Regions from separate parts of the Homo sapiens genome. Here region 2 is linked to region 1. A link is a loop called in an ENCODE intact Hi-C map of the cell type or tissue named here. Cell type or tissue: HepG2. All regions are shown on one strand. Links, peaks and the distances in the headings refer to the core of each region. The heading gives the core; the rest is flanking DNA. Region 1 has its middle 110 kb from the start of COL21A1. Region 2 overlaps DST (dystonin).

The links. Hi-C counts contacts between places; a loop is a spot of excess contacts. Peaks named below come from ENCODE experiments on the same cell type or tissue, not always from the same donor. Only the 100,000 strongest peaks of a DNase experiment are listed, where the experiment ranks them.
Region 2: it touches region 1 in a loop (5-fold over the local background); 5 of 110 quality-filtered maps call a loop at or near these places.

Annotation. Positions count from the first base shown.
Region 1 is chr6:56,351,106-56,367,919 of GRCh38, reverse strand. It overlaps a transcript of COL21A1 not described here. Among named protein-coding and RNA genes, the nearest start is that of COL21A1, 110 kb to the right of the region's middle. In HepG2, for the core only: a CTCF peak has its summit at 8,505 (motif pointing left); a DNase peak (open chromatin) is centred at 8,489; H3K27me3 peaks cover 407 bases.
Region 2 is chr6:56,476,469-56,493,282 of GRCh38, reverse strand. DST (dystonin) reads left to right here. Exons shown (of 104, transcript NM_001374736.1): 84 at 194-349; 85 at 850-1,056; 86 at 3,674-3,793; 87 at 6,010-6,179; 88 at 7,812-7,971; 89 at 10,406-10,600; 90 at 11,105-11,233; 91 at 15,795-15,938. Among named protein-coding and RNA genes, the nearest start is that of COL21A1, 240 kb to the right of the region's middle. In HepG2, for the core only: no CTCF peak of the experiment used is centred there; a DNase peak (open chromatin) is centred at 10,532.

The DNA.
Region 1 (16,814 bases), core at 4,000-11,999:
CAACATAAGGAAACTCCATCTCTACAAAAAATTAAAAAATAGCTGGGCACAGAGGCGTATGCCTGTAGTCCCAGCTACCCGTGAGGCTGAGGCGGGAGGATCTCTTGTGCTCAGGAGTTCGAGGCTGCAGTGAGCTGTGATTCCTCCACTGCACTCCAGCCTGGGTGACAAAGAAATACAAAAAAACAAAAAATTGTCTCAGTTCCAAGTAATAGAAAACTAGATGAATTAGCTTAAACAATGAGGATATTTACTAACTTACATAACAAGGAATTCAGAGGTTAATGTTCCAGAGAAGATGAATTCATTGGCTTGGTCATTTAGGTTCCTACTTTCTGCTGCTCTGCCATTCTCAGGGTCTGAGAGGGATTGGTTATCTCCCCTTATTGTCTCAAAGCGTCCTTTGTAGACACAAAATTATACTGTAGAAGAGTGGGAGTGTTTTCTCTTGTTTCTCTTGAGAGGGAGGAAATTTTTTCTAGTAGTCTTCAGAAGACTGTCCTTCACAGGTCATTGGCCAGATCTAAACCAATTGCCCACTCCCAGACTAATCACTGGCAAAGGAAATAAACTGACTGTAGTTGGTTCAGACCAATCAGTTTAGACTTGGATCACATAGGGAAGGCGTGAACATGCAAGCAAAGAGTATTGAGATTCTACCAGCCAGGAGGAAGGGAGAGGCTATTGTGTAAACAACAATCAGCATTTGAAAGTGATTTCCCATATATTATATATGAACAGTAATCAGTGAATAATGGCATTTTAAATCAATTCTAAATATTTTAAAGTTGATTTTAACTAAAATGGAAAAGCTACTAAATTAACATGTTTCTGATGAGCCATTAAAACTTGTATTTATTTGTAAGATCACAGAGACCTTACATAGTCTTAAAATATTTACCATTCTAGTAAAGGTCTAACTCTGAAAAGATTATATTTTTTGTTAAGTAAATTGAGGTAAGGTTTAGACGGATGTGTTTTTAATAGTACAAAGGACACCCTAAAATCTTAGAAGTACAGTTATACTTACATGGTTGAACAGTTCTGCTAAGCACGCAAACTGGCCCAATGGGAATGAAACCATCTTACAAACTATTGCTGCAATAGTTGCTAAAAGTGTTGTGCTGTTTTTCTTGCTGTGAAACAGTTTTCCACTCGTGGAAGTGTGGAAACACTCATCTGGAAGAAACTTGAATTTATCCTTTTGAGAGGTGTTGGCCTGCAGTTCAGACCAAATCCCATCAACCTAATTGCTCCTGCCACAGGGCCTCAAGAGTAGAGAATGCTCCCTTTGTAACCTGACAGAGGGGGCAGAGCTCCACAAGATCTATTGCTTGCAAGAGAAGAGAGAAATATGACTTTACATGACATCTTCCTCCCAGCTAGTTGCTTTTTTGGCACTACTTAGTTGTACATTGGGATTTTTTCTGCATTCTAAAAAACATATTTATTTTCAAATGGGAGTAGCCCATTCTTACTCCTGATTCTCAGCTTCTGAGAATTGACATGATCCCAACCAGACACTCGTCAGATTTTCCTGCTGCGGTACTTGGCTGTCAAAGCTAAAAGTCAGTCCTAGTATAAGACCAGTGATCTCTGACTTGCAGAGAGGGTTGTTATGGGAGGAGGGAGAGCACTGCTCAGGCTCAGACTTGGCGAGGCTGTGTTGTAATCAGGGTTTTGTATGTTGAGCGAGACTGTCTCACCTTTTAGTTCTTTTTTGCACGTTCCCTCCTGCTGTGGCTTCAGTGTCTACATCCTTTTTATCTCTTTCCCTCTATCAAATCTAATTGCAGAAAAGGAATCCAGTAAACTCCATAACATACAAGGGTAAATGCTATAAGGTGAGAGACACATTTGCATTAACCTTTTCCTTGAATTTTCAAGTAAGACAAATCTCTAAGTCAAAGATTGCATTTCTAATTGTGACATTTGGGTTTTCCAAAAAAGCCAGGAAGAAAGGTTGTCTTTTTATTCTTTTTTAGGGATTAGAATTCTTCTTGCAGTCCTAAAAAAATCCTTCCATATACTGAGGTGGCATCTTAATCTATAAGGGGCTATAGTGAAAGGAAAACAGGCTTGGAAAGAAGTGGTTGTTATACATGGTGTAAAGATTCAGAGTTAAACCCATCAGGTCAATGAAACTGCTCGATGTCATACCCACTCACCACCCTCCCAGTCTGTGAGGCATTGACATATAAGAATGGTGGGAGCATTTTATTACCACATTGGAACCCACAGTTTTATAACTTTGGGAGGCCTGGTAACTTTAGTGCATTAGACTATTGGGAATAGAATTGAGACAGGAATATTTTAGAAAATTATAAACACTGAATTTATGTCCTACCTATAGCTAAAGGGGAGGGGAGGCAGCTTACATTAAGACATCCTAAGCAATAAAATAGCAAAACCACGAAAAAAAAGATTCAAGAACCAAGAAGTTAAATGGTAAGGGTAGGATTATACCAGAAAATTATTTATATTAAACTATTCTTTGCAGCATATAAGTTAGTGCTGAACTTAGAATCAAGAAGAAGTTGAAAGGTACACAGGTCTGCTTTTCTTCCTTGTCTAGCCATTAGGGGAGTAGAAGAATTCTAGTCCTCAGTTTAGGAAATAATCCATTATGCAAGCTTTTATGTGGGGGAATATTCGACAATACAGAGGATAAGATGATTTATTCCTGTGAGTCATTTTGGTCAAGTGTAGATAGCTATTTAAGATTAATAGAGATTTGAAAATGTGGGGGAGAGGTTTGTGGTGAGCTGTAATTGTTTTTATTCCTGATAAATTTGATTCCTGGTGGTTTAGGATTCCTGAGATTAAAGGGGTTGCCTTAATCCATGTTAGGAACCCCAAGAAGTATGTTTCCTGGACATGTTATGTATGAAGCAAAGTTCTGGGGCAATAACATGAGCATCCCAGAGTCGTCTCTTGGGGAAAGGATTTTACACATGCTCACAGAGTTCATAGAGTATTCAACTCACCAGTGACTCAGAAACAAAAATGGAACCAAAATACTTTCTTGAAACTCATATAATCCTTCTTGTATAAGCCTTAAATGGTGCCCAATAATAGCTGTGGTAAAAGAGACTGTGTCCTCTGTGTGAGAAAATAGACTGCTTAAATTTCTGAATCTTTTTTTTTTTTTTTTCCTGGGCTCTTTACAGAGAGAGATAACATCTAGCAAATTGGGTAGAAAAAAATCATAGCTGCTCTTTGTAGTCTTTACTGAGGGAGAAGTAAATTGTTGCCCTAAAGCCAGGCAAGATAAAATGAAGGGCACCAAGCTCAGCTGTCTGAGAACCAGGCAAGGCTTGTGATGGGAAAAGCAGCATAGCACAAAGCCCCTTTCACCAGCTGCCTGTGCCATTCAGATGGTTTGCTATGGATGGAGATAAGTTGGATTTATGGGAGAGGGTCTCCCCAAAGGGTCTAGCACACAATCCTCTCTTCTAGACAAATGGGAAACCTTATTCATCTGTTAACAGCATCCAGGAGAAAATGGCCCTTGAAGATAATATCTGTGAAAAAGCATTGTGTGCTAGTCAAAGAAACTGTTTGTTTCCATGGAGGTAGAGGAATCATTGAGGGTTTTAATTTTTGCCTGCCTCTTTTCTGAAAGGTCGCCGCCTAGGTTTTCTCATTTACAGCACCTGACACTGCTACTTCTGCCAGGATCCATTAGTACTGTCTCGATGGTTCCCTCTGCCAATTACAAAGAATTTAACATTAATGAGGGGCTGGGGCACTAAAGAGCTCATCAGCAGCAACTCAAGGGACAACTGGGAGAGGCACACACTCCGTCAAAGATGTAGATATTTGTTTTTTCTATTCTAATGAAATCACACAACACTCATTGTGCTCATAATGCACTTATCTTGGCAGCTTTCCAACCTATTGAACGCTTGCTGATTATGTCAGCCATCAAATTTGCTGTCCAGTGCAAACTCTGAGTTTGTCCAGGTCTGTCTGTCCCAGTAATTACCTGCCCATTGATCTAATTTTTGTTCTGACTTGTCACCTATTAGCAATATAGGCATTCTTGCTTTTAAATCAGAGGTTCTCAGATTTCTGAAGTAGTTCTCTTCCAAGGAAGGCACAGTCCCCTTGGGGGTTGTTTGGGAATGTGTCGGGGGGTATTTTGGGTTGTCCAGTCAGATTTTATCAGGCAGAGAGCAGTGATGCTAAGCTTCCTGAAACACACAGGACAGACCTGTTCAGTATAAGATCTCCTCACCCCAAATGTCCAAGGTGAGTTTAAATGGACAAATATTACCCAATACCTCCCTCTCAGTCCTGATGGCCCCTCCTAGGAACTTCACTTATCTCTGGATGAAGCAAATCTTCTGAAACACACAATCACCTGGTAATGCCACAGGGTGACTGACCTCAAAATGGCTCCCACAGTGATCTGTGGCACAACAGGACCACCTAAATGAGTCCAAAGACCTGGATTCAAGTCTCATTCTATCATTTCCTAGTGGTGTGGCCTCTGCTGAGTGACTTAACCTCTGTAAGCCTCAGTTTTCAGATCAGAAAAATGAAGATATGAAAACATACCTCACAGGGCTGTGCAGATTAAAATAGACGATAAGTGTGCAATCACTGCAAATAAAAAGCTCCATACACATGATACTTATTACGTGTATATGACCTGCTGCTTCTGCTGTCTGAGACACTTAGGAGAACGAGGCCTAAGCCTGGTTCCCAGAAGGCTAGGAAGTGAGCTTTGCTCTCCAAAATCATGCATTCGTTTATGAGTTTAGAGAGGACAATTTGTCTCTCCATTTCTTGGGCACATATGTAGGACACTCATTTTGAAGGCTGTGCATAACAGATGTCAAACATTCATGTTTCTAGGAAGAATGCCCCAAAGAAGTTACTGATTGTCTCTTCTGGCTTTTGGTAGTGCCTGGCCCTGATGGAGATTCAGGGCAGAGATGTTGCAAAGAAGGTGGGAGAAAGGCATCATTGTGATAAGCCCTGGAAATATAAGGGGCAATGTGGGCGTGGGGGGTAGGGTTTGCTGCCAAGTGGAAGAATTAATAAAGTTTTCAAATACGCACCGGCCCGGGACCTGGGATCAAACACACAAACAGCTAGGGACTTGCACAGCAACAAGAGAAGGCTGCTGAGGTTCTTAACAGAGGGGCCTAGGTGGTAGAGGTGGTGGGAGTGGGGAGGGCTGATCCAGGCAGACTGTGTATAAATGCTGGCAGGAATTCAGGAATGAGAGGGGTTGTGCCCGTGTGGAAAGTAGAGAGAGGTGTCTTCATGGTAAGTGGACTGGGGGAGGAGCATATCTTTGAAGGAAAGGCCGAGAAGGAGATGTCAGAGGGAGAGCCAAAATCAGCGTTTCTTAAACATGGGGCCACTGCTACTTTGAGTAAATTTAGTAAAATGTATTTGAACAAATTTAGTAAAAGTCTCAATATTTTAAACCATTGAGTCCTTTACCTACTGGTCTATTTATAAATCAGGGATCCCAAATTATTGGCTTGATCAAATTGGCAAAATTACTTATTTTATTTAAAATTAAAAAATAATACATACTTATTGTAGAAAATTTAGAAAATAGAGCTAAGCAAAAATAAGAAAACTTAAGGCACTCATAGTCCCACCACACAGAGATAACCATGGTTAACATTTTAGTGAGTTTTCTTCAGACACGATTATACATTTAAAATATAATAAATGAGATCATACTTTATATAATTTTTTTCACTTGCTATACTGCTAGTATCTCTCTAGCTTGGCTGAACTTGCTACTTGTCAATGGTTTGTCATCTGGCAATTTCAGGGTGCCCCTGTGGTAGTAGGAGATGGTGGACGGGTCGGGGGTGGATTGGGCAAGGGTTTCCAGGGGCAAGCGCTCATTGTGTTCAGTTAACCTGGAGACCTGATTCATATCCTCTTAGTGACCAGGAAGGTGACTGTTCCTGATGGAAGGCCAAACAGCCAGAGAGCCAAAGGAAAAGGTTACGTCTGTTTGAAAACAATGCTTGATATCCTTGTGGATGAACCATGGACACTTTGAGCTGTGCTTCCTTACACAGGCTTCAGTAGAAATGCTACTTAAAGAGATATTGGTTGCCTTTGTGTTGTTTATGTTGTAGAAAAGAACACACACACACACACCACACACACACACGCACACGCACATACGCAGCCATCACTCATAACCCCACAGAGATAACTGCTTTGACTTTTTGATTTTTTTTTATGCTTGGATCTTTCGTTCCTAATTTAAAATAATTCTGCCAACCAGAGTTTCCTATTATTACCATTTTGGTGCCATTATTTTTAAAACCAAAATTGTAGTTATTCTGATTTGGAGCTTCTTTATCTTCCTGTAGTAACCAAGTGTTTTCCTTAAGCCACTGGATAATCTTCTACATCATTTCAAACAGGTACCTGATAGTCCACTGAATGGATTATAAGGATGAAAAATAATCCTTTGTCACTGAGCATTTAGGTTATTTCCAACTTTAGGCTTGTTTTCCAATAATGTTTATAATATTAAAAATAAAATTAAGCAAATAGTTGTGCAACCTGCAAACAAAATCATGATCACTGAATACCCTGGTTATTCTTTTATGAGACGGAGCATGACATGGAAGAAACTCAGGAGACGGACATCCCACTGGCTCTGCTTTTGAGGATGTAGTTTAGTCTCATCCTCGTTTTACAGTGTAGAGAACTGAGAGTCAACAAACTTGAGTTACCTCTCCCAACCACAGAACAAGCAAATCATAAAACCCGAAAGTCTCTGACTTGCTGTCTTATGCCCTTTATTTGGTTAATATTGATTGATTGATTGATTGAGACGGAGTCTTGCTCTGTCACTAAGGCTGGAGTGCAGTGGCGCAATCTTGGCTCACTGCAACCTCCACCTCCCAGGTTTGAGCGATTCTCAGCCTCCTAAGTAGCTGGGATTACAGGCACGCGTCACCACAACCTGGCTTATTTTCGTATTTTTAGTAGAGACGGAGTTTCCCCATGATGGCCAGACTGGTCTTGAACTCCTGACTTCAGGTGATCTGCCCACCTTGGCCTCCCAAAGTGCTGTGATTACAGGCATGAGCCACTGCGCCCAGCCTATTTGGTTAATATTTAAATCCAATATTCTTAGATCTAAAAATACAAATAAGAAAAAAGGTGAGGGTTGTTGCTGATAATAATTCCAGCATCCTTTCTACCTGAGACTTATAGAATCATATTTCTGTTATTTAGATACATTTCCACTTATTTTAGGGATGGTGCCCTGGAAAGATACCGTATGTATTTGGTGTTGTCAACCTACACGATTTTGGTTTTAAATCTTTTCAATGCCTTTTTAAATTCATGCTGGCAACTTTTTGCAAAAACGTTTTTACCTGTTGCTATTGCATTATTCCATCCCCTTCCATTTTGGTTTCTATTTCTGTTAACTCTTGCCACCACATCATCACTCTGAGTCCTCAGGTTCACAGTGTTTATTATGGCTTAGACTCTTCTCATATTTAATAAAAGGGCCTGTTCATGTCTTTCATCGGGTTTGCAATAATCTCAGTATCATGCACATCCCTGAGTCTAGCATCTGTTCTCCCTGACTTTGCAATTTTGAATTCTGCTATTGTAACCTTCAAAGTGGTCCACATCACATCAGTGTGAAGTCGAACAGATGCCATGGCACAATGCAACTGGCTTTACTCTCTTTATGTGCTCAACCTATTCGGTGGTAGATGTGACACGACCCTCCCTCCACTCCCCTGTCACTTTTAGTAGTCTAAGCCTTCTGCTTTCTCATCACCATTGTATCTTCAAGGACTTCCAATTCCAGGAGAATGATTTAAAATCCTGTGAAAAAGAATCAGTGCTTCAAAACCTCTCTCTGTCATTCTTTTTAGGTCAATAGAAATGTTCATTTATGTGATTATTTGCAGTGCAAATACGATTATTCAGTGATGTTTTGAGCACATCATATCTTGCTAGTTTATTATTCCACAGTTTGCAATGACTCTTTGCAGAAGGAAGATCACAAATTAGATTAAGGAATATGTTTCATTTCCTTCGATCTAGGACACGGATAGGACTTCAGAGACTCCAGCAATTCTCCTTTGTCTTGCTTTTCAGACTCACATAATAGAACATCAATCTTGCAAAGGATCTCTCTGCCAAAACCACTGAGTTTAATTTAATGCACTACTTGGTCAAGACTGGAAGTCTTTATCTTCCATCCTCCATTAATATATCAATCTTAAGCATGACTGAAAAATGGGTACATTACTCGTAAAGATAAATTTGTGCATGTGCTCAGAAATGTCTCCTTTAGAATAATCAATAACAGATGTCCGATTGCCTCATATTTTCAGGTTTGAAATGTGACTTTATTAATGTAATAACGAATTACAGGACATAAACAGAAAAAAACCCAAACCAACCAACCCCCACCTACTTCCATGATCTGATTCAGGGAACTGAGTTGAAGAAAGGTATTGTGAGGTGCTTTGGTGCCCTCTGGTGGGTAATCATCTGAACAACACAGACGGTGTTTTAGTCATAGTTCATTTTGAAGGGGCCTTGGAAATCTGTTCCAATCCCCAAACTATAGGAGACAAAACAGAGCCCACGGGGCCCAGTGACTGGTGCAGAGTTCCAGGAAATCGTAATCCCGTGTCAGTCTAACTTGAAGCATTCTTGTTAAGGTTACTGGATAAGTATATAATTATCATATATTTGAAATTGTTTTCAGAAAATATTATCAGAAAAATTCTTCCACAGAGTAATTTTGGTGTGGAATGATCTGATGTATTTTATGATAACTTTTAGACAATGAAATTATATTTTAGAAGTGAATTATAGTCAGTTTAAATACTTACTAAATTCTATGAAAGTTTTGAGAAAAATTATTCAATATATTATAGATAGAAAATGTGACATTGATAAAATAGAAAAATTGCCAAGCTTTAACCAAACATCTGTTGAATGGAATTTTTTTTTTAACCATTGGGAAGGGAAAATACACCACATTATACTGTTGGATAAGACAAAACTTCTACACATATTCCTATAGCTCTATTTATCCATTTGACCATAACGTGCATTTTCATGCAATTTAAAATATTAATAAATGTGACTTTTCCAGAATATTTGGAGATTTTAGGCTTTTTTCTTTCTTCTTTAATTTATATTCTTTGAGTATCTCTCCTGACTTGGGGACATGTTTGGTAGAATTCCATATTTTAATGCTAAACTTTTCTTCTGATACAATTTAAATTCCAGCAAGATTTAATCAAAACTGCTAGAAGCTTAAAAACATACAGAATTGAATTATGGATTGTGTATACCAGTGGGTTGGAGTTGTTTTAATTTCTATTTTTCTTTCTCTTTCTGCCTCCTTAGGCTGTTGAATTTTACCATGTAGACAAGAGATCTAGGGAAAGAGGAGAAGGGAAGATATAAATCAAATTACACTTTGCAATCATCGTTTGAAGATTCAAATTCAGACGTGAAATCAATTGTTTAGAGAGGACATTTATGTTCAAATTGTAATATAACATCGTCTGTCTCAAACTTGGTTTGGGGTTTTTTTTTTACATATTAAAATTTCAGATTATCTTCAAATGTTGCTTGATTTGATTCAATCAGATTTGGCAACTAAAAAGTCCTAACAACAACAGCAAGAACATCTACATCTCGTTGAGAATGGACTAGGTGTGAGCCACTGCACTTGGCCTTCTCTATATTGCATTCCCTGAAACCTAAAACCGTATCAAAAGTGACACATCATCATTTTATATACCCCTTAGAAAAAAAGTGCAACTGAAATATTGCTAAATGATTTAATATCACATAGAATGTCATTGTATATATATTGAAAGAGCTGTATTAGGCTTAGCTAGACATTGATTCTTTTATCAGATATCACTCTTGTGCATGTATAAAAAGGTAAGTACGAAGAAATTGAGGTATTTCTAAACGTTTTTTGCATTCAGTCTATCTTCACTGAATCACTCTGACTCAGAATTGTTGAGGTTCTTGTTTCACTACCAGTATTGTCTTCTGTGGGTAGCACAGCATTTTTTAGAAGATGCCTATTATCTCCCATGCCACTGATACCTCTTCTGCAAGGCTTGGCATGCCGTGAAGCATTCTTGAGGTGTCAGCAGAAGGTTTCCAGAGAATAACCAGGACCCAAACTCCTTTCTCAAATGGTTCTGAGAACTTTGTTATTGTTTTCTGTCATTGCTGAAGATAATTAAAATTTCTCCGTGGCAGAGCCCTGCTGCCCAATTACAAAAATAACATCAACAGATCAATCTCCACAATCCTGAAGCAATCATGGCAGCTTTGATGATTTTGGTACAGGATGTGGTGAAAAATGTTATGGAATTCATCTTTATTTGTTTTTCAGAAATCACAATCAGAGCCCACTTACATTTTATGCGTACTTTCACACATTGTGTAGTGTCTTGTGTATTTCTTTCACCTCCACTGGAAGTTGAGTTCCAGTCATGCTACCAGTGTTAGCGAGTTTGTGCATGGACAGGCGATGATAGCTACATGCAGCTACACTCTTACGGATGGCAATTGTAAGATGCTGTAGATTGTAAGATACACTTCCATTTTGGAGATGTCAGACATGGGGAGACATAATTTTTTGAATCAGTGAAGTATGATGTGGTACTCTTTAATTTCCATTATAACCTTGTGAGGTAGATACTGTTTTCTCTAATTTACGGATTATTCAGTGAAACTATAGCACTAAAGGAAGATTTAAGAATACAGAGAACAGACTTTGCAAGAGGAATGGTTGCTTTGAGTTAGTCCTTTCTAAGCAATTAGAAGAAATGAGGAGTGATTGTTTCAGTTCATGGGACCTGGTATTAGGTATGTATCCTATTTACAAAGAAGTAAATTTATGATATATATTGTCTTTAGTGGGCCCAGAAAAAAAATGCACAGAATACTGAAGAATGTGTAAAAGTACTGATAAAATGTAACTGACCTCTAGTTTTGATTTCTGAAAAACAAATAGAGATGCATTTCATAACATTTTTTTCATTGTCTCCTGTACCAAAATCATCGAAGCTGCTGTGATTGCTTCAGTATTGTGGAGACTGAACTTTTGATGTTATTTTTGTAATTGGGCAGCAGGGCTCCTCCATGGAGAAATTTTAATTATTTTCAGCAAAGATCCAAAAGCTTCTTCAGAGAGAAGTGCTTCACAGCAGGAAATGGTGGCTAAGAGATTCATCCTATCGAAACAAGAATGTGTCAACAAATTTTCCCAGGCGTGTGCCAAGGAACTGCCTAAGGAATTTAAGCTGCCTGCAAGTTGTCACCATCTGGCCACAAAGGATACCTTTTATGAGAAAATCATGTTGTTATTCCATAAGGCAGTCATTATTTTATGTTGGCCACATTTCATGCAACTCAGCCCTCTGTTTTTAATGTGAAGACATTGGGTAGAAGTAATATCTTTTTGTCTCTTTGGGGGGCAGAGGGGAGTGAGTACCCCTGACATATAGTGGGTAGAGGCCAAGGATGTTGCTAAATATGTCGCAGTTCACAGGACAATCACTGCCTCTCTGTCCCCGCCCCCAACCAGGAATGATCAGGCCCAAAATGTCAATAGTGCTGAGATTGAGACATCTCAGTCTAGCCCCTTATAGTACTTCAGCTCCTACAAAATAGCATCTCTTCTGGAAAGCCTTTTGGGTGCCTCTTCCATGAGCTGCCTGGCATCCTATGCTCACTGCCTTCACAGAACTCATTATTCTGTTCTTGGTCTCTATTATGTCCTTAGAAACTGGCATTGTGCTTGAATACATTACATTGGTTACAAATGAATGACAGAAATTTAATTAGAACTAGCTTAGGCAAAATAAAGAATCTCAGGAAATATTGAAAAACCCAGCTTCAGCAAGGTCCGAATCCATTTCCTCCTCAGCTTCTGCATCCTAGTCTTCCACTTTTTTGGGAGCTTCAGTTTGATGGCAGAGCCTCAGTTGAGGGCATATATGTTTAGGAGAGTAATGAGTTCTTTTTCTTTTAAATTGCAACATACAAGATGAGAAAAGGTCTTTATATTGTTACAGGGAATTGCCAACAAGAATAGAGAATAGTATAAGAATATCTTTGGATCCATCAGCTGGCTCCAACAACCCTCAACTCATGGTTTATCCTGCATCATTCATATCACTACATGCTTCCTCCATCCTTCCCAAGCCCCTGGAGAAATTTTATCTACAAAAACTTGTTTCTGAAAGACAGGACTCTTAAAAATCACAATACCATTATCATACCTTAAAAATGAGCACTATTTCCTTAATAACGTGAAATATCCAGCAATGTTTACATTTTTATGATTTTTAAAATTTATCCATTCATCCATTTATAATTTACAGGTTTTTTGGAGGCAGGATTCAAATAAGGTTTATGTGTTACAATTGGTTGATAGACCTCTTAGGTCTCTTTTTAATCTACAGGTTTACCCCCCACCCCGTCTCTCCCTTTTTTTTCCTTGTAATTTCCTCACTGAAAAACTGGTTATTTGTGCTCTTGTGTTTCCCACAGTCTGAATCTTGTTGATTGCACCCCCATGGTGTGGTGCTGATTAATGAACTTCTCTGTCCACTGTGTTTCTAGAAATTGGCAGTTACATTTAGAAGTATGATCAGATTCATATTCAATCCCCTTGGCAGCACTATTCCATAGCGGGTGTCAGTACTTCTATCTTAAGCTTTGTAATGACTGTCTCTTTTTGTGATATTAGTAACCATTTACCTATACTTCATTAGAGATTGCAAAGTGGTGATATTCCAATCCTATCATTCCTTCTTAGTTAATTAGCCAGTATAATCTACAACGAGAACCCCCTGAGTCAATTCTTAAGTCCCTCTGAGGTTTAATTTGTATAGGAATGGCAGGATAAAGGCCCAATTATTTTCTTAAAATAGTAAGTTGAACTTTTTATTACTGTCCAATGGTGACCAATGAGGATTACTTTTTTTCATAGACTTGAACTTGTTGGATATGTTTTCTTCCATTGTATATATCATCTCATTTATTTATTTGTGAAAGTCTCACTCCATCACCCAGGTTGAGTGCAGTGGTGCGATCACAGTTCACTGCAGACTTGACCTCCCAGGATCAAGAGATCCTCCTCGCAGTAGATGGGGCTGCAGGCATGCACCACCATACCACACCATTTTTTGAGTCGGGATCTTGCCATGTTGCCCAGGCTGGTCTCAAACTCCTGGACTCAAGTAGTCCTCCCACTTTGGCCTTCCAAAGTGCTGGGATTACAGGCATGAGCCGCCATGCCCAGCCATTGTATTTATTATTTTTATTATCATTAATGCTCAAGTTAAATTCTTCTATCTGTGGCCAATGGGAATCTAGTCATGTCAGCTCCTGTGTCTTTTTTTGTTTGTTTGTTTTTCTAATTTCAGCAGCTTTATGATTTTATTTCTAAAATGGCTACTCTTTTTGTCATTAGTTTTACCTAGCAATATAAATGCATGGGTTGATTTTCTCCTTTAATTTTTAAGATACATTTTTAATTGAAATATAGCATATATTCAAAAAAGCACAATTTATGAAAGTATAGCTGGAATATGCATGGGACAACCACACCTGTATAACAACTATATCAAGAGACAGGTTTTATTACCAACACACTGTTTGCCCTTTCTGGTCATTATCCCTTCAAAGATAACCACCACCTGACTTTTAGCCCCACAGATTCATTTTGCCTGTTTTTGACTTTATGTAAATGAGATCACACAGTTTGTTCTTTTTAATGTCTGGTTTCTTTTACTCAACTTTATATTTGTGAAATTCATCCATGTTCTTGAGTGTAGCAATAGTTCATTCTCTGTTATCAGATGTCACACCTCTTGGACAGATTCCCTACTTTCAAAAATCTTTTAAAAGCATTTAAATTATGTTTTATATTTTGTTTTTAATTGACACATAATAATTATACATATCTATGGGGTAGAGTGTGATATTTAAATTTAAAAATTATGTTCTCTTGTATTTCTCATGTTTTAATTTTTTTTGTTCTACTTTTTGTTGATTTTCTCAGCTTTATGTTTAAGTATTCTTCTGTTCCCTGTAGCATGTTTGTTTTGTTTGTCCTTTTTGTTTTTGTTTTTCCTGATGATTTTGGTCTTTGTCTTTTATTCTATTGGCATTCTTAGGTAATTTCTAACTGGTTATTCACATTTTGATATTAGGGCTAAACAGCCATATGGAAACAACTATTGGATGACTGGATGAAGAGCCAAGTTTTACCTAATTGATTCATAATAAACCACTCCAGGCTTAGTGTTATAAGACAACACTAGTTTTTATTATCTCGCATGATGCCAAGGGTTGAATGAACTAAGCTAAGCTGGTTCCCATTCAGGGTCTCTCATGTGGTTGCTGTAGGAATGTCTGGGACTGGGTCATCTGGAGGCTTCTGACCTCACAGAAGCTTCTGGAAGCTTCTGGCTCCTGGGCCAGGAAGACTCAAATAGCTGGAAGCTGGAAGTGGTGGGGTTCTTCAGGCATATCTCTGTCTCTCTGTGGTCTCTCCAGTCTGGCAGCTGTGGAATAGGTAGACTTTTTACATGGTAGCTCAGGGTTCCAAAAGCATGTGTCTTAAGGTGGACAGAAGCTGTAGGAATGGCCTCTTCTTATCTAGCTTCAGAAATCATGCAACATCACTTTCTATATAGCACTGTAGTCAGTAGAAGTGAGCTACTAAAGCCAGCCCATGTTCATAGGGAGCAAAATTGAACTCCACTTCATGATGGGATAAATTCCAAATAATTTGTAGGCATGTTTTAAAACCACTAGAGTCACGATCTGAAGATCTTTTCTTCTTCTTTTTTTTTCTTTGAAACAGAGTCTCGCTCTGTGGCCCAGGATGGAGTGCAGTGGTCGATTTCGGCTCACTGCAACCTCCACTTCCCCGATTCAAGTGATTCTCCTGCCTCAGCCTCCCGAGTAGCAGGGACTACAGACTTGCGCCACCACGCCCAGCTAATTTTTGTATTTTTAGTAGAGATAGGGTTTTGCCATGTTGGCCCAGGCTGATCTCAAACTCCTGACCTCAGCTGATTTGCCCGCCTTGGCCTCCCAAAGTGCTGGGATTACAGGTGTGAACCACTGCACCTGGCCTGAAGATCTTTTCTGTAAGACTCTTGAGTTCTTCCTAAAATAAATTCTCCATTATACTAGTGAGGATAGGAGGCAGGTCAGAGTTGAATAGTTGTCTGCTAGTATACTTAATGGAGGAAGGAAGGCGATTACAGTTTGCTTGTGACTGTCTCATGATTTACTATACAAATTTTCATTTAATCTCCCCTTCTTCAACTGCATTTTTTCTTTTTTTTTTCCTTAGTTGCATTCTCTGAATTCAGATTCCCTGGGAGCTCTGGTGTTTTGCTGCGTGGAGCCAGGGAGTTTAACTGTTCCAGCCGATCTCCATTTTCTGACATACACCTATTTGACTTTTTGATACTTGGTACCTGGGAACCATGAGTCTTTCTGGGTGTTCTGGAAACCTTCCTTTGCCACTCTAGATTTACTCTCCATTCTTCTCCCACTTGTCCACAAGACCGACTATGTGGACTACACCATGGGCCTCCCTTATGTTCTGGCTTTCAGGATTAGTAACAGTGCTGTGCTGAGCCATAATGGAGCCTGAGGAAAAAGGAAAAATAATTCATAGTGATCCTGCCCTTATTTAAAATTGTGATATTTTGTTCATCATGGATTTTTTGCATCAATTTTGATTTTAAAAAAATAATGCAGTAAAATATGTTTTCTTTTTTGAGATAAGGTCTCACTATGTTTCCCAGGCTGTCTTGAACTCCTGAGCTCCAATGATCTTTCTGCCTCAGCCTCCTGAGTAGCTGGGACTACAGGTGTGTACAACTGCACCTGGCCATTAAAATATCTTTTATATTGATTACTGAGTTTTTTGGTCCCCCTATCTTTTAAATTTTGTGTCCAAAGTGAGTGCTTCATTTACCTCACACTAGTCGCAGCCCTGACATTTAACATATCATGTTGTAAGACTCTATGTCTTGTTAAAATCATCTGGAGAATGTTGATTTTTGTTTGTCTGTTTTATTTTTGTTTTATCAAGCAATCAGCCCCATTAGGCTGCAAGGTCTATTTCACCTTCTTCCAGCAGTGGTTCCAATGTCAGTACAGACTTCAAAGAGGCCTGCCTCTGGCCACCCAGGATTAGTTTGGGATGTGAGCATGGAATATGTTGCACAGTTCAGTTCTTGAGGCCTTTGCTCTGCTTCTTTGGGTGCATTATACACATGTGCAGCTTGGGCTGATCCCAGGACTTGGGTTGGTTCACATGCAGATTTAGGATTCCCCTCTCCAAAGTCTCTCCTCTCTGAGATTTCAGCAATAGTCTCTAGCTCCCAGGTCCCCCATTTACTGGTTCTCTGTCCAGAAAGATGGATTTTCTTAACAGTTTTAGCTTCATGTGCTGGTGTGCAGTTACATGTGACAGGGCCTGCCCTTAGGAGAAGCTGGGAGAGACAAGAGAAAGGAAACAACGGAAATTCCCCCTCCCCGTACTCTTTTCACAACGGGGACCCCCTTTTCTGTATCCCTCTCAGCATTGTTCATTGCACTACAAAAATATTTGTTAAGTGTATCACTTTCTTTGGCAGTGGCCTTCAAAGAATACAACCAAGAACCCAAAGAGAGTTTAGCAGTGCTGCTAAAGTCATACAAAGCATGGGTTCTTTGCATCAAAGTGGGCAGCTTATTATTTGCTTAGAGCCTAGAGTCCTTGCTAGGTT
Region 2 (16,814 bases), core at 5,627-13,626, 120 kb before region 1:
GGCTTAAAGGGTTTTGGTTTGCCAGTATTTTAGTGAGGCCCATTACATTTATAAGATATTTAGTTAATATATTAATAGATATGCATAAATAAAGTGGGGATAGGAAAGGAATCTGCCAGAGAATATTTAAACTGAAACAAACAAAATAACCAAGGCCCTTAAACATCACATACTAAACAATCTGTCCTTGCAGACTAAACTGGAAGAGGCTCTCAACTTGGCAATGGAGTTCCACAATTCTCTCCAAGACTTCATCAACTGGCTTACTCAGGCTGAACAGACCCTAAATGTAGCTTCTCGGCCAAGTCTCATCTTGGACACAGTCTTATTTCAAATTGACGAACACAAGGTATGTAGTGAGTCAAATAGATAGGATTCTCTTTTCAGACACCAGGCTTTTTTTTTTTTTTTTGAGACTGAGTCTCACTCCTCTGTCGTCCAGGACTGTGGTGGTGTGATCTTGGCTTACTTCAACCTCTGCCTCCCGGTTCAAGCGATTCTTGTGCCTCAGCCTCCCCACAGGTAGCTAGGATTATAGGTGCCCACCAGCATGCCTGGCTAATTTTTGTATTTTTAGTAGAGATGGGGTTTCAGCATGTTTGCCAGGCTAGTCTTGAACTCCTGACCTCAAGTGATCCACCCACCTCAGCCTCCAAAAGTGCTGATCACAGGCGTGAGCCACTGCACCCGGCTGACAGCAGGCCTTTTTAAAGTCAAAAGCATGCATTTGGTATTTCGAAAGCTTTCGTTTGTCCTTTAAAATAATTTCAGGTTTATGACACCAGAAGCATTTTTAAGATTGATCTGATTTTCATTTGTTTCTACTTATTTCCTTTTTTTCTGGGAAAGGTTTTTGCCAATGAAGTAAATTCTCATCGTGAGCAGATAATAGAGCTGGACAAAACTGGAACCCACCTAAAATATTTTAGTCAGAAACAAGATGTTGTTCTAATCAAGAATCTACTTATCAGTGTACAAAGTCGATGGGAAAAAGTGGTTCAACGGTTGGTAGAGAGAGGAAGATCTTTGGATGATGCAAGGAAGAGAGCCAAGCAGGTAATAACCCTTTAGAAAAATTCTCTGAACTTGTCAATAAACCACTTCTTGCTGTTGAAATATATGTTATGGATGTACTTTTATCACAGGCTGTATTAGGCATAACAATCATGGCATGGTGCCATGGTGGTTCTTTCCTAAAAGGGCTGTGGCCTCAGTTTGGATGCTGACATCACTTTTTGACCTGGCAGCAATTTCAGCCCCTGGGGACTAATCTTAAGAAGACTGATTATAGCTTGACTTCATAGACAGGCTATTATCATTGAGGCCCAGAAAGAAGCTCAGAATTTTTTTTTATTGGGTTTGTTTTCTTTTTCTTTGTCCTTTTGACCTCTGTTCTCATAATCAGAGTGAGACATCATACTTCATTGTATTGCTACCTTTTGTTTAGTTCCTAAGCCAGACTTTCTTCACAAGCTATCAGTGCTGAGAGCCAGACATGTAGCCCTCCCGACAGCTTTCTGAAGGGGCATATTCTCTGTCTGAGTTGGTCGGCACTCCCCACCTCTTTGAACACTTGTTGACAGACCTTCATTTCTTCTCTAATATTTTGAGCAGATAATAGAGCTCCATCTCACTTTGAAATTAATTTTTTTGAATCTTTTGGGGCCACTTTAAAATTTTAATCTAGAGATTTTCACAAATTTCACAGAGAACTCTCCTCTCCTTACTCCCTTTACCTGTTGTTAACATTCCATTCTAGACTAAACACAAAGAGGTAAAGTTATGCATCTCTGTGTGTCTTTGTACTCCATGGAAGAGAGAGGTGTACCTACCTCGCTTGACAAATATATATATTTTTAAACATTTGATTTTTACTAGAAATTTAGTGTAATATTGTAGGAGGATTTTACAATTACTTTTTGCCTCAGTCAGCTGCAATTTTCTAGCCTTAGTGTTGTACCCCATTGTTTTGAGGAGTTAAGCTCAGTTGGGTGATGCAAAAAGATGTCACGGGAGTCAGGTGTTTCAATGTTTAATGCTAACAGTACAAATGTTTGAAGGCTTGAGAAATGACAAATTGCATTGTTATAGCATTACACACCATAGACCCCATTTTGAATGGGAGGTGTGAAATGTTCAGTGTTACAAATGAGTCACTGGGATATACTCCATCTCTAATGTTTCTTTAAGACAGTATTAATTCTCAGCCTGACAGTTTTCTCTCCACATTATGTGGTGCAATAACATGTGTAGTGCCGGCATTTCTTGAGTTATGAACATCAGTTTATAAATGTTTCTTGGATATCAGTAGCCAGTTGCTCATCTTTTTCCTCCTTTCTCGATTTAATCAATTTTATTTTCTCATTTTGTCTAATTAACTTTATAAATATTTGCTACTGTTTTTAGTGCAAATGTATAGCATTTCCTCTATTTATATGGCTTAAAAATAGTTTTGAAAGCAGAACCAGCCTCAGAACTTGTGCGTTTGTATCATTGACCTTACCATCCAACTGTTATAGCCTGTATTATTTGGAGTCAAACTACCTAACACCTTGACTAGCTGTTTCTACTATTTATTTCTTCTTCTTCTAATATCTCAGTTTTTGGCTCAGATATTGATCATACTTCTCTGACTTTCACAATTCATGTGTCTATTCTAGTTTCCATTTTTCCATGTTTTAATTGATTAAAGTTGTGAGAGGGATATGAAGGTTTGTAATGAGATGATCTCCAGAGAGCCCTTACAGTTTTGTGAGTCTGTGTCCTTACTCTGCTCTTATTGTTAAATATCTTGTTGTTATTTCATTATTCATGTGCTTTGGTATACAATAGATTTAATTTTGATTACTAAATTTTTTGTTAGGTATCTGTTCACTTAAGCTTATTGTGACAAATAATTTATAACCAATTTCACAATTGTATCAGAAAATAGTACCTGCTGGTTCTTGATGACAAACCGAAAAGAAACTGTGCTCAAAATCAAATATATATAGTACCAGAATGTTTGCAAGGTTATAGATGCCAAAGAGAATAACATTGTGTTAGAACCCAAATATTGTGGCTGCTCAGTCATATAAAACCAATATGTGAGGCACAGGCATTGATTTGAGGATATTGATAGCAGCAATAAAGATGTTGAACTATCTTTGCATTAAATAGGAATGCAATGGCCTCTTTTTTGTTTTTGCTACTTTAAAAAATCAATTTACAAGCTTTATACTTACCCCTCCCCATTTTTGTTCCTCTTTCTTAACATAGGGATTAAATTCCCTAGAAGTAAACCCAGATCTGTCAACAGACAGCAGTAAACAACAGCAACAACAAAAATACAAAACATTTTCTGAGAGTTTATGTTAATTATTGAACAAGAAGAAAGTATAAGGAAGAAGTTCTTTCTGTAGCTTCCTAACTTTTTTCTAGGCTCTTTTAGAGCTGATATGTTGAATGAATTAAAACAAAGTGACAGTGGGGCACAGCCACAAATGCTAAGCATTATCAAGACTTTTTTTGTAATTTGCTGATGAAAGCATTACTTTTTTCTTCTTCAGTGGAAATTTTGAAATAATAATTTTCAGGATTTTCATCACTATTAATCTCTGTCTTAAAACTGTGCTAGATCTCAAGTATAATATGCTTGAAAAATTTTCAGACAAAGGTGTGAATTTCTTTCTAGTTCCATGAAGCTTGGAGTAAACTTATGGAGTGGCTAGAAGAGTCAGAAAAGTCTTTGGATTCTGAACTGGAAATCGCAAATGATCCAGACAAAATAAAAACACAACTTGCACAACATAAGGTGGGTCCATAATTAAGAAGAGCATATTGTCTCATTATATAGTTCAAGATCACTTTAAAATCCTTACTTCATCACGTGTTTATTCATCACTAAAGAAAAAATGTAGGTCCAGTGTGAACCTGTATTAAATTTAAAAGCTATTGCTCTTCATGTTGCTTATGTTGCAATATCTTCACTCTTCAGTGACCATTTCACTAATGATTCCCAGGTTAATTGTTAAAAAGAAAAACATACAAAATAAAAATGGAAATCCTCTACAATCTAAAACATATAAAGGATTTGTAGTGGTTTTAAACATTGGCATTTCAGTTTTTCATGATAGCTGTCTTTTCCTGTACTTTCTTTGACAGACAAAATAGCACCTTGAAGGTAATTCTGTAGTAAAAAGTAATAGATATTTTGCGGTATGGATTCTTTTAAACAATAGAGTGAGAAAAATTGGATGCTTGTACCTAAATTGTAAATTAATATTTTATTGTGTTTGTGCACGTATAAAATTCCACCCAACCTCAAAGGTACCCAAAGACATGTTTATATAGACTAGAAAAGCATGTAGAAACATTGTTTTTTAAATATTTTCTACCTTTTCTATGCCTATCATATTTTATATCTTCCACATGACATTCAAAGAGCATTCCCTCCCACCCTCCCCAGCTCTTTTGAATTTGGATTTTTATGTAATTCTATTTATAAAGTTGACCCCACCAGCCATCAGGATGAGGATGTGGGTAAAAGGAGAGTGATTCTTGCAAAGGGTTTTACAATTTTAGGCACGTACATATAAATTATCGCTTGAAACATAATTTTTAAAGGCTGGAAAAATTGGGGTGATATAAAATTTGTCATCATCAGGAGGAAATCCTGGCCATCATCTTCACATAGGTTGGCTGCTTCCATCAGTGGGTCTAACCTTAGGAGGTCATGATTAGAGGGATGGGAGGAAACATATTGAGCATCTGTTCCCTGGCCAGATGAGGGCTAATGAATGGCTTGCTCTGCTGGCACCCTTTGCCTGTGAGCTGCCACATTCAATATTGGGAGCACAGTGACAGTGAACAGCACCTTCCTTCCTTCCCCTCTGATGGCGAAATGAGAGCTTCCTTCTCAAAACAGAATGCTTTATTTGAACTTGAATGTGGATGTTGTATCGTGTAGTCTTATGAAAGTATATTACATATTAAAGTTAGAGAGTCCTATAAATAAGAATATCTACCTTTTTAAAGTCTCTATTTGGCAACAGTGACCTGTATTCAACCATAACATTTTTTGTATATCTGCTTTGTGAAGAAAATCTCTGTCAATACCATGATTCTATAACACTGGCATTCTGTTTAGCATAATATGAAAAAAAATTTATGGATAACTGTAGAAATAATGTGATTGTAATTGTGTTGTCTATTACTTAGAAATTTCCAGATGTAGTTGCCTATTACCCATGACAAATTAAATAATTTAGTCATATTAAAACACTTTAAAGTATGTAGCTTTTAAAGGCCGTAAAAACTTCTTAGGTAATTATAACCTTGAGATTATTTTAGAAAAGTGTACATTTGCATAGCATTTTACTATCTAGGGTAATTTTAATTTGCTACAAGGATTGAGAATCACTGTATTAATGTTTCCATTATATTTTGTGAGTTTGTAAGCTTCCCATTAAGTTGACCTTTCTTTGTTCTCATTCCTGCTATTGTATATTCAGTAACAGTTATCTCATTCTTTCTACTCTTCCTATTGAATATTTATAAACATCTACTAGGTGTAAGATGATAATGAGAGGCCTACAAAGACAATGTCCCTGCTCTATAAAAGCTTATGATTGAGTTGTGTAGAAAGACTATACAGATGCTCCTCAACTTACGATGGGTTTTTATCCCCATAAACCCTCTGTAAGTTGAAAATACGGTAAATAAAAAATGCATTTAATACACCTAACATTAGCTTACAATAGGACAAGATCATCTAACCCAAAACCTGTTTCTATAATAAAGTGTTGAATATCTTAGGTACTTTATTGAATAGGTGACTGAAGTATGGTTTCTACTGAATCCCTATGGCTTTCGTACCATGGTAAAGTCAAAAAATCCTAAGTCAAGTCATTATAAGTCAGAAAGCATCTATAATTCATCTCCATTTATTAGGGATGCCTCTGTTAATGCCTCTTACCTGTTTATTAGTCCCAAGAAGAAATTCGCATTTTTTTCTTGTTAAATATTTAGGAGTTTCAGAAATCACTCGGAGCCAAGCATTCTGTCTACGACACCACCAACAGGACTGGACGTTCTCTGAAGGAGAAAACCTCCCTGGCTGATGACAACCTGAAACTGGATGACATGCTGAGTGAACTCAGAGACAAATGGGATACCATATGTGGAAAATCTGTGGAAAGGTAAAATGTTCTTTAAGACAGTTTGGTTACTCTGTAGACCTCTTTCAAATACACAGTAATGGTGCTTTGCGGGGACATTTCGGGAACCTTAAATATTTCCTTTGCCTGAGGAACTTCTGCTTGTCCTAAGTATCCCACACACATAGCACTTGCATTGAGAAGTCTTTGCTGTTCATTAATTTTTAACTACTCATTACAATAAAAAGTGATATCATTGTCCAAGCTTCTGCCATCTCAGACTTGACTACACCCACTGCTTCTGACTCGTCTTCCCATGTCCACTTTTATCACTTCTTTGACTTAATTTCTACATAACTACTGGATAGTCTTTTAAAAATGTAAATGGAATCTTGTCATTCCCCTCCTTCACACCCTTTGGTGACTTACTACTGGGCATGCATTGAAACACAGGCTTCTTAATGTGACGTGCAAGGTACCACTGATCTGGCCCCAGCATTTCTTTCCAACTCCATCTACCCCTTTCTGATCTCCCTCTTTCTCATTACATTTCCATGAAAACCCAAGACATATTTCAAAAATTTTAAGTATTTAATTGAGTACAATAGTAGTAGAGTTCAAATATATTGTACATGTTTCCAAATTTTCCCGCTGATCCTTAATCTTAATGATTTTTGTCAGTATCAAGATTAAATAGATTATATTCAGTTCTGGGGAACTCACAGTAAGTTTTTGTCATGTTAGTTTTGAAAAAATCCTTTTTTTTTTTTTTTTTTTTTTTTTGAGACGGAGTCTCGCTCTGTCACCCAGGCTGGAGTGCAGTGGCGGGATCTCGGCTCACTGCGAGCTCTGCCTCCCGGGTTCACGCCATTCTCCTGCCTCAGCCTCCCAAGCAGCTGGGACCACAGGCGTCCGCCACTACGCCCGGCTAATTTTTTGTATTTTTAGTAGAGACGGGGTTTCACCGTTTTAGCCGGGATGGTCTCGATCTCCTGACCTCGTGATCCGCCCGCCTCGGCCTCCCAAAGTGCTGGGATTACAGGCGTGAGCCACTGCGCCTGGCCCTTGAAAAAATCTTAAATTCCTCAGCCACAGCATGTTACATACCTTTTCCAGTGTTGTATGCATGGTTTTATTTACAAGATTTTTGAAAAGACAAAAAAATAAAGTCCTGACAAACGGATCAATGAATGCTAGGGGTTTGAAGGCGGGGGCAGGGCGTGTCTATAAAGAGACAGCACGAGGAAGATTTTTGGGATGGTTGAACTGTTCTGGATCTTGATTGTGGTGATGATTACGTGAATCTATACATGTGTTAAAATGTATAGAAGTGTATACCAAAAAATGTCAAGTTTACTGCCTGATAATCTAAAACAAAATTTTAAAAATATTTAAACAGTTTAAAAGGCTTATTTTTATGAAGAAACATGAAGGGTCCATGGTTTCCAAAGGTGGGAATTTTCCTGGAACAGATGCCATGTATTTAAGGAATAAGAAAGAAAGTTTAGAAAAGTTTTGTCTTTTTCCTAAGAAGAGCAAAGAAACAACAATGAATACCAACATACTGCTCTTCCCCTTGAGTACCACTCAACCTTCATCAATTAATTTTAGATGTTCAGATATATGAGTGACGTTTTTTGTTGCAAGGATCAATTTTTCTACCTTTTTCCCTAGACAAAACAAATTGGAGGAAGCCCTGTTATTTTCTGGACAATTCACAGATGCCCTACAGGCTCTCATTGATTGGTTATATAGAGTTGAACCCCAGCTGGCAGAAGACCAGCCTGTTCATGGAGACATTGATTTGGTGATGAATCTGATCGATAATCACAAGGTATTGTTATCTGGGACATTTTATTTTATCTTGTTTGATTATTCTGAGTGTACAGGAAATGTAAACCATTTAAATTAGCCTTTTAAAATCAGAAGACTATAGATCATACTACATAACAGTCTTTATTGTTGAAATATGTGTCCGTTTGAGCAGAACCTGGAAGCAAACTTTAAAAGTGATGGGGAAGTATTATTTAGTGTCAGTGAAATACTTTTGCTTTTAATTACCAGATCTAAAACCTTTTTAGAACTTGGAAAGTGATTTCATTCTCTGGTGCTTTAAAACAGATTTCAAGAATGTTTTACTATCTTTAGTTATGCACTTAAACAATTATGTAATAAAATTTAAAATCATTCATTCAGTGACCTGACACTAAGTCATTGCATAAGTATGTAGATTTGTGACATGACCCATGGTGGTCATGACCAACTGCTTTTAAAAATACCGAACCAAAACTGTTTTAACCTTGCCCCTTGAATTATAGCAGTTTATGAGTCAGCAGCTTATGCTATAAGGGATTTGATTATTATTTACTTCGAGAAAACTGGCTTCCTTGAAATCTCCTGATATGCATGTAAAACTGTCATGTCATGTAAATCAAAGGTAATATTCAAGGTGTCCAACTAAGTGTAAGGTCCAAAATAATGACCAAATGATATAAAGCAACTTAGCCTTGGAAACAATATGAAGCATAGTACTAATGTAGAATAGTTGTATTGGAGTTGACTTTATATAAAAATGTCTTACATCACTCTACTTAAATTCATCTTGTATTTCTTCTCTCTAGTATCTGAGTTCAGAAAACTTATTCCATTTATAATGTTCTCTTTATATTGGTTATGCTATTTTGATCTTACCATTCTTTTTAAAAGTCTTATTACATATTTATTTTTCCTTTTTTCTTTCTATTCTATCATTATACCCATAAGAGAGTTTGTTACACCTGAAAAGTGAAACAAACTAAATTAAAATAAAATAAAAGAATAAATAAAGAACATTGGTCAAGTCTACAAAAGTTAAAAATTTAAAAATCACATGGCTTTGCTTATATTGAAATAAATGTTTTGTGTATGGTTAATACAAACTTCTCTATTTCCTGGCATTTATTCAATGAGTAATGAATAGCGTAATGTTACTTTTTACATAAATGCCATTTCTGTAAACTCACTGTCTAAATATTTACTACTCTAGGTAATTGCCAGATCTTTTATATATTAAAGGTCATCAAGAATGAATTAATCATTTAGCATTAGTAATACAACTGGAAGGCTCAAGAAGTTCAAGTATGTAAAAATGCTTTGGAAAGTCTTCTGAAAACTATTGGACTAGTCCTATCATAAATGGGATATTTAGATACTGTACCATTTGCATGTGTGCTTGTGTGTGTGTGAATGTGTGTATTGGTGTATACGTGTGTGTTTGTGTCTTTCTGCAGGCACATCTCATTTTAACTGTTAGAGTTGAATCAGTCAAATAATCACTTTTGTGATAGGCTCACTTTTGTGAATGATCTGAGTATCAGAATAGAAACCTATAGATATGGCCAAATGGTAATATTCATTTATGATGATTTTTTTAAAAACACATTAATTTTATTGTGACAGAATGTTGGTTATTAATGTTTGAAAGATCTAGTTGCATACACAGACTCTTGGATCAAAAATAAAGAGCTCTGGGCTCACTTCTTAGATCAGTCTGTGGCCAAAATAAATGAATTTAATTCCTGGCACATCAGTTTGTCAAAATTAGGCAGGAAAAAAAAAAAAAAAAAAAAAAAAAAAAAAGCAAACCCAGAAGCTTTTCCTCTAAGGTGAAAGACAAGGATTTAAGCCTCTAAAATTTGACATTATGAGTTAGTACCTAAGATATTATGAAAGACCAAGGAGTGTTATAGGAATAAAAGACCATCTGCCAACTTCCTATGGAATTCCCTGCCATTATCTCTAAGACATCCGTGGTACACACATCAAGATTGCTTAGTCCTCTGTTAGGTTCTTAGATACATCTCTTAGAGTAGTGCCAAAGCCAGCATCCACTTGACATTCACACTAGTGATTTGAGAGAAATTGGGACACCATATTAAAGAATCATTAAGAAAAGGAATTTGTTGCATTGTTTTATGAAATTGAAATAATGAAGGCTGGCTGCCATTATTTAAATCCAATATGTCATTTTAAAATAAGATAATCTTATCTTGTTTTCTCATGAGAATGTGACAGGACTGAACAAATTTATACAAGACTCTTCTTGATGGTGCTCAAATAGGAGCAGTGTGTCATTTATCTTCTGAAGATGCTGCCAGAAATATGGTTATTAAACTGTAGGTCTTAGATATCTTTACATGATGTTATGTGCACATATATATCTCAAACAGTATGTGTTGCTGTTTTGGTTTTGTAATTAAAATTAATTTTTCAAAATATGGTCTTCTTAGGCCTTCCAAAAAGAGTTGGGGAAGAGGACCAGCAGTGTGCAGGCCCTGAAGCGCTCAGCCCGAGAACTCATAGAAGGCAGTCGGGATGACTCCTCCTGGGTCAAGGTCCAGATGCAGGAATTAAGCACACGCTGGGAGACCGTGTGTGCACTTTCTATATCAAAGCAAACACGGTTAGAAGCAGCCCTGCGTCAGGTAAAAACCATGTAAATGAGAGCTGGGTGTAATGGGAAAAGTATTGAAACCTCAACAAGAACTATTCTAGTAAAAAATTGTGAGGCCCTCGTGTCTCAATCAGGACAGTCTGAAGAAGGAAATTCTAATAGCAACATTGCCTTGATCCTTCTCCCACCCTCCCTCATGAATTTAAATTACTGCTAGAGGGAGGCATTCTAATCTTCACATACAAGTGCTGCGTGAGTAATGTCTCAGCTTGGAAGTATGATGGACTGCCATTCATCTAAAATCAAGTTGTTAAAGTGGTAAATTTTTCTTCATATAGGCTTTTTTTTTAATATATTAAGTGTTTTCTTGTAAAATATGTGTATCTCTATCTTCTTAATGGGAGTAATGAAGCAATTAAATTTAAAACTTTTTTTTTTTCATTGAAGGGATGAATCCACTATACAGTTTTGTAAATTGTGCTAACAGGCATATTTGGGAATTTTGTTTGGGGTGTGTGTGTGTGTGAACTCTTAGGCAGAGGAATTCCACTCGGTGGTACATGCCCTCTTGGAGTGGCTGGCTGAGGCGGAGCAAACCCTGCGTTTCCATGGTGTCCTCCCAGATGATGAGGATGCTCTCCGGACTCTCATTGATCAGCATAAAGTGAGTAATATATAAATGCTATGTAAAGCTAAATTAGAAAATCAAAGCAGGGAAAATAGACTCGGGATTACAAATATCAACTGCATGAATATTTTCCTTCCTGAGAAATACTTAAACACCTGATACATTTGAGAGTGTACTTCTGTCCACATTGCTTACATATGTATGTCCCCATGCACCCACACACATGTATGTGTACCTGTCTTTTGATGTTTCCTTTTCAGGGAAGGTAGTTACTCTGTTTCCTATCTCAAGGAAGCATATTGATTTATCTAGGCTTTTTGGCTTTTGACCAAAATTGGTCAAGATTGTTGCAGTTATCATGTGGATTTCAAAAATAAAACCTCTTTAACGAGCAGTTTGGCATTTATAAAATTATACCCGTAGGATTGTAAATTAGTAATTTTGCCCTTTGTAAACAAGACACACAGGTAATTTAATAACTCATCTTTGAATCTATTTTTAAGCCTCTGCTGCTTCTGTTTTTAATCAAGAGCCTTTTAAATCCTTTTTAGAAGAAACCTATAGTATACATTAAAAACTTTAAAAATGAATTTCATAAGCCAATATTCTATTGAATAACTAACCAAGTCTAAATCTGGCTATTGAGTTTTCAAATCAAGATCTTTCCTGCGGCAATGCATGAAACTTGCCAAAACCCTTCAGAGAGTAATCCAAATATCTCTTAACAAATGTTTTTTAACCTTTGACTCAAAAAGTCAAGAATTTGAAATGGTAACGCTCAATGTAGTGTTGATGTCAGCATTTCCTATTAACTTTAAAGGATCTTTTAAACACCAGTAAATAATTTTGTCTTTTGAAGTCAGGCTGGAAATACATCATTAATTCTAGTGTAGCATGGATTACATCATGTGTGGAGACTTGTTATGTTAATTAACACCCTCTATCAAAGATGGGTTGCTGAATCTATAGCGATGAAATATTGCCATGTCATTTAAAAAGTGGTACAAGCTTGCATAGCATTTTCTGGAAGAATGAAATGCTATATATTATATACACCGTTTAAATTTGAAGCTAGAATATAAGAAGAAGACAGTTACATCAAATGTATTATAAATTTTTGAGTCAGTTCAATATTTTGAAAATGTAGTTTATATTATATTACTGTGGGCTTACCATCAGCCAGCATTGAGTTCCATTAACATACTTAGGTTTGGGTCTCAGAGTAGCAATAAATATTTGCTGGACACCACTTAAAGCCCATTGTGCATATCTAACACCCTACAGAAAGGAGCCTATTTGTGGTATCACCACTCTCACACCAGGACCAGGAAACCTCCAGAAGGCACGTATCCAGAGCAGGGGTAGTGGTTTTTACAACAAATTATTTTTAAATAGCATAAAATTACCTGTAATTTTATAAAACATTTCTTAATAATATTTTGCAGTAACACTATTCATTCTTTTCCATCTCCTCTGCTTCCCTTCATACATTCACCATTCACCATTCAAAGAAAAACAGAATATTTAATTTCTTAACACCAGAACTGGAGACTTCTTAGCATATCCAGTTTCTAAAAATGGCAAGCTTTCCCACATGAGAACAAACCAGTAAGGTAAGGTTCAGACTAGGTTGGAAGGGCATAGAATTCAGTGGAATGTTGACAGTCCAGTCCACCAAATTCTAGGTATAACCTTGGCTCCTCTAGGTGTAGAAGTGATTGAAAGTACATTATTTGTATCAGCTGTTCTCCAGGGGAAACACAGATGTTAGATTAACCTATTTTTTTCTCTTCCTTATAATGTTGGAGTTTTAAATTTTTTTCATTTAGGAGGATCCTGTATTGGGAAAATGATAATTTAAGTTATGATATTTAAAAAGTAGGTGTTATCAGAGTGTGCTGTCAATTGAACGTTGACTCCATTATAGTAAACTTGTAAATAAAAGGTCTAAAAAGCATTTATTCAGTAAATCACAACTCTTTTGAACCAACTACCGGGAACACAAAAATGAATAAAACACAGTCTTTTAATCTTGTGGACCGAACAGTCTAACATAGCAAAATGCCAGAGTAGGAGGTATGTCACAGAGCTGCTTCACAGAGGTTAAAGACAAAAGGCCACTTAAATTAGAATAAAACATATAAACATATCATATAAATTTAAATTCAGAGAGTACATGTACACGTTTGCTATATGAGTATATTGAGTAATAGTAGGGACTGGACTTGTTTTATACCAGTCATCCAAATGTTAAACACGGTACCCAATAGGTAATGTTTCAACTCTCAGGCCCCTGTGATCCTCCGTGCTTTTTGGAGTCTTCAGTGTCTATTATTTCCATCTTTATGTCCATGTGCGCCCATTGTTTGGCTCCCATTTATACATGAGAACGTGTGATATTTGATTTTCTGTTTGAGTTACTTCACTTAGGGTAATGCCTTCCAGCTCTATGCATGTTGCTGCAAAGTACATGATTTCATTCTTTTTTATGGCTGCATAGTATTCCATGGTATATATGTACCACATTTTTTTTTAATCCAATCAACTGTTGATGGACACTTATATTGGTTCTATGACTTTGGTATTGTGAATAGTGCTGGAATGAACATATGAGTGCTGTTGTCTTTTTGATATAATGATTTCTTTTCCTTTGGGTAGATACCGAGTAGTGGAATTGCTGGGTCAAATGGTAGTTCTAATTTTAGTTTTTTGAAATATTTTCATACTGTTTTTCATAGGCATCGAACTAATTTATATTCCCACCAACAGTGTATAAGCACGCCCTTTTCTCAGCATCCACATCATTTGTTGTTTTTTCACTTTTTAGTAATAGTCATCCTGACTTGTGTAATATGATATCTCAGGGTGGCTTTAATTTGTGTATCTCTGATAATTAGTGATGTTGAGCATTTTTCATGTGTTTGTTGGCTGCTTGTATGCTTGTATTTCTTCTTTTGAGAAATGTCTGTTCATGTGTTTTTCCCAGTTTTCAATGGAGTTGTTTGTTGTTTTCTTGTTGAGTTGTTTGAGTTCCTTGCAGATTCTGGATATTAGTCTTTTTTCAGAGGCATGATTTGCAAATATTTTCTCCCATTCTGTAGGTTAACTGTTTACTCTGTTGATTCTATCTTTTGTTGTGCAGAAGCTTTTTTATTTAATTAAGTCCCATTTGTCTATATTTGTTTTTGTCACATTTGCTTTTGGGATCTTTGTCATAAATTCTTTGCCTAGGCCGATGTCCAGAAGAGTTTTTTTAGGTTTTCTTGTATAGTAAAACACCTATATTTCAAAGTGAACACCCCTGTTCACATAGTGTGAGTAGCATGGGCATCATCGATCTCTGCGGCCTCTGGCACTCATTGTGTAATCAAGTAATCGCTCTTGGTGCAGGGGTCCAGAGAGACTGGGGTGTTTGCAGATCTCTAACATTCTATATGAGATTTTGGAAGCGTGTCACATTTTTAAGGGCAAAGATTCTCATTTTGTAATCACATTTTCAGAGTTCTATGATCTGTCTTATCTATGGATATAGTTCTGATGGTAGAAAGTACAATTAAGTATGTGAGACATTTGTAAAACATTTATTTGAAAGATCATCCTTGAGGATGTCAAGGCTTTGTTCATTCCGCTTGCTGGCAGAGACTGGCTAGAACTGCCAGAACAGAGGAGAGTGGCTCTTACTGGCATTTTAAAGGGACAGTTCTCACATGGGCTGACCTGCTGTCAGGCTCACTCTTCCAACCTCCCCTTCACTTTTTACTGCATAGACACTTTGGGCCCTCTCTCCCATACCCCCAAACATTTATCTTTCCTTACCCAGGCTTCTCTCTACTTTGTACTTTTTTATTCATGCTGCCATATTTCCTGGCATAGTTAATGCTATTTTAAATATTAACCTCCTTACCTTATTTGTTAGAACTTATTTTTGGTCAATCAGTATTGTTTCTATCTCTAGCAATACTGTCTCTCCCAATGCTATTCTCCATTAATAACATAATTATATCTAAATTTGGGAGAGTTATTTTTTTGTATAATACAGTTTTTGAAGCATGAAATATCCTATAAAGTTGGCCCTCTGTATCCAGATATTCAAAAATAAAATGGTTAAAAATATTCAAAAATAAAATGGATGGTTGCATCTGTACTGAAGATATACATACTTTTTTCCTTGTCATTATTACCTAAACAATACAGTATAACAACTATTTACAACAATTTACATTGTATTAGGTATTATTAGTAATCTAGAGATGATATGAAGCATATGGGGAGGATGTACTTAGGTCATATGCAAATACTACATCATTTTATATCAGGGACTTGAGCATCATTGGATTTTATTATGCACGGTATCCTGGAACCAACTCCCCTTGGATTCCAAGGGATGACTGTACTTGTATTTTGAAGTACATGTTAGAAAGTACTTTGTTTTCTATTTTGTCCCCTTTTCCTCCCCAATTAGTAGATGATTTTCACTGTGAATAAACCAATTGAAGTTTTTGTTTATTTGTTTAATTCTGGCAGTCAAACAAATGCCACCAGAGTTTTGTTTTCAGCCAATGCCAACAGTTAATTGAAGTCTTTGTTTCTGCTGTAGGAATTCATGAAGAAACTGGAAGAAAAGAGAGCTGAACTAAATAAAGCCACCACTATGGGCGACACCGTTTTGGCTATCTGCCACCCCGACTCCATCACTACCATTAAGCACTGGATAACAATCATCCGGGCGAGGTTTGAGGAGGTCAGTGTGTCTCAGATAATCTTCAGAGTAGCAATAGCTTTGAGAGTTGAGGGGTGTGGGAAATTTCAGGAATTAAGATGCACTTATGGCCATGGGAAAATGAGACCTCTACATAGAAAACGTTCTTTTAAATACGCTTCTTGTATGCATTACAATCTCTGCAATTCACTTTTCTTTAAAAGCTCAAAGAAATTTTGCAGCTATGTCCCTGGAAAATTAGAAGGCAAATATTTAGTACACTGTATAACATTTTGGCCTCCTTCCACATTGTTTCTGTTGAATAATCCAGCAGTTGGATGGTGTTTCGGAGCAGTATATACTGGTGGAGTGAATTGGTATACATAAAGTGAATTAATTCTGTATTTAATATCTTAGCTTTTTTTTTTCTTTCTTTTGACGGAGTCTCGATTTATTGCCCAGGCTGGAGTGCAGTAGCTGGATCTCGGCTCACTGCAACCTCTGCCTCCTAGGTTCAAGCAGTTCCTCTGCCTCAGCCTCCCGAGTAGCTGGGATTACAGGCGCGTGCCACCATGCCCAGCTAATTTTTTTGTATTTTTAGTAGAGATGGTTTCACCAGGTTGGTCAGGCTGATCTTGAACTGACCTCGTGATCCGCCCACCTCGGCCTCCCAAAGTGCTGGGATTACAGGCGTGAGCCACCACGCCCTGCCAGTATCTTAGCTTTTTACATTTCTACTCTGTGCCACATGGAGTAAGCTTACCTGATCCTTCAGAGAATGCATATTTGAACTCAAATTAGAAAGCAAAAGGAAGCCTGAGTGATTGACATGCATCTTTAAATTCTGAAGATGATGAACATCATCGTGGGCTCTCATGTCCTCCTCAAGCCAGATCTTGATGCCACTAATGGAATCTA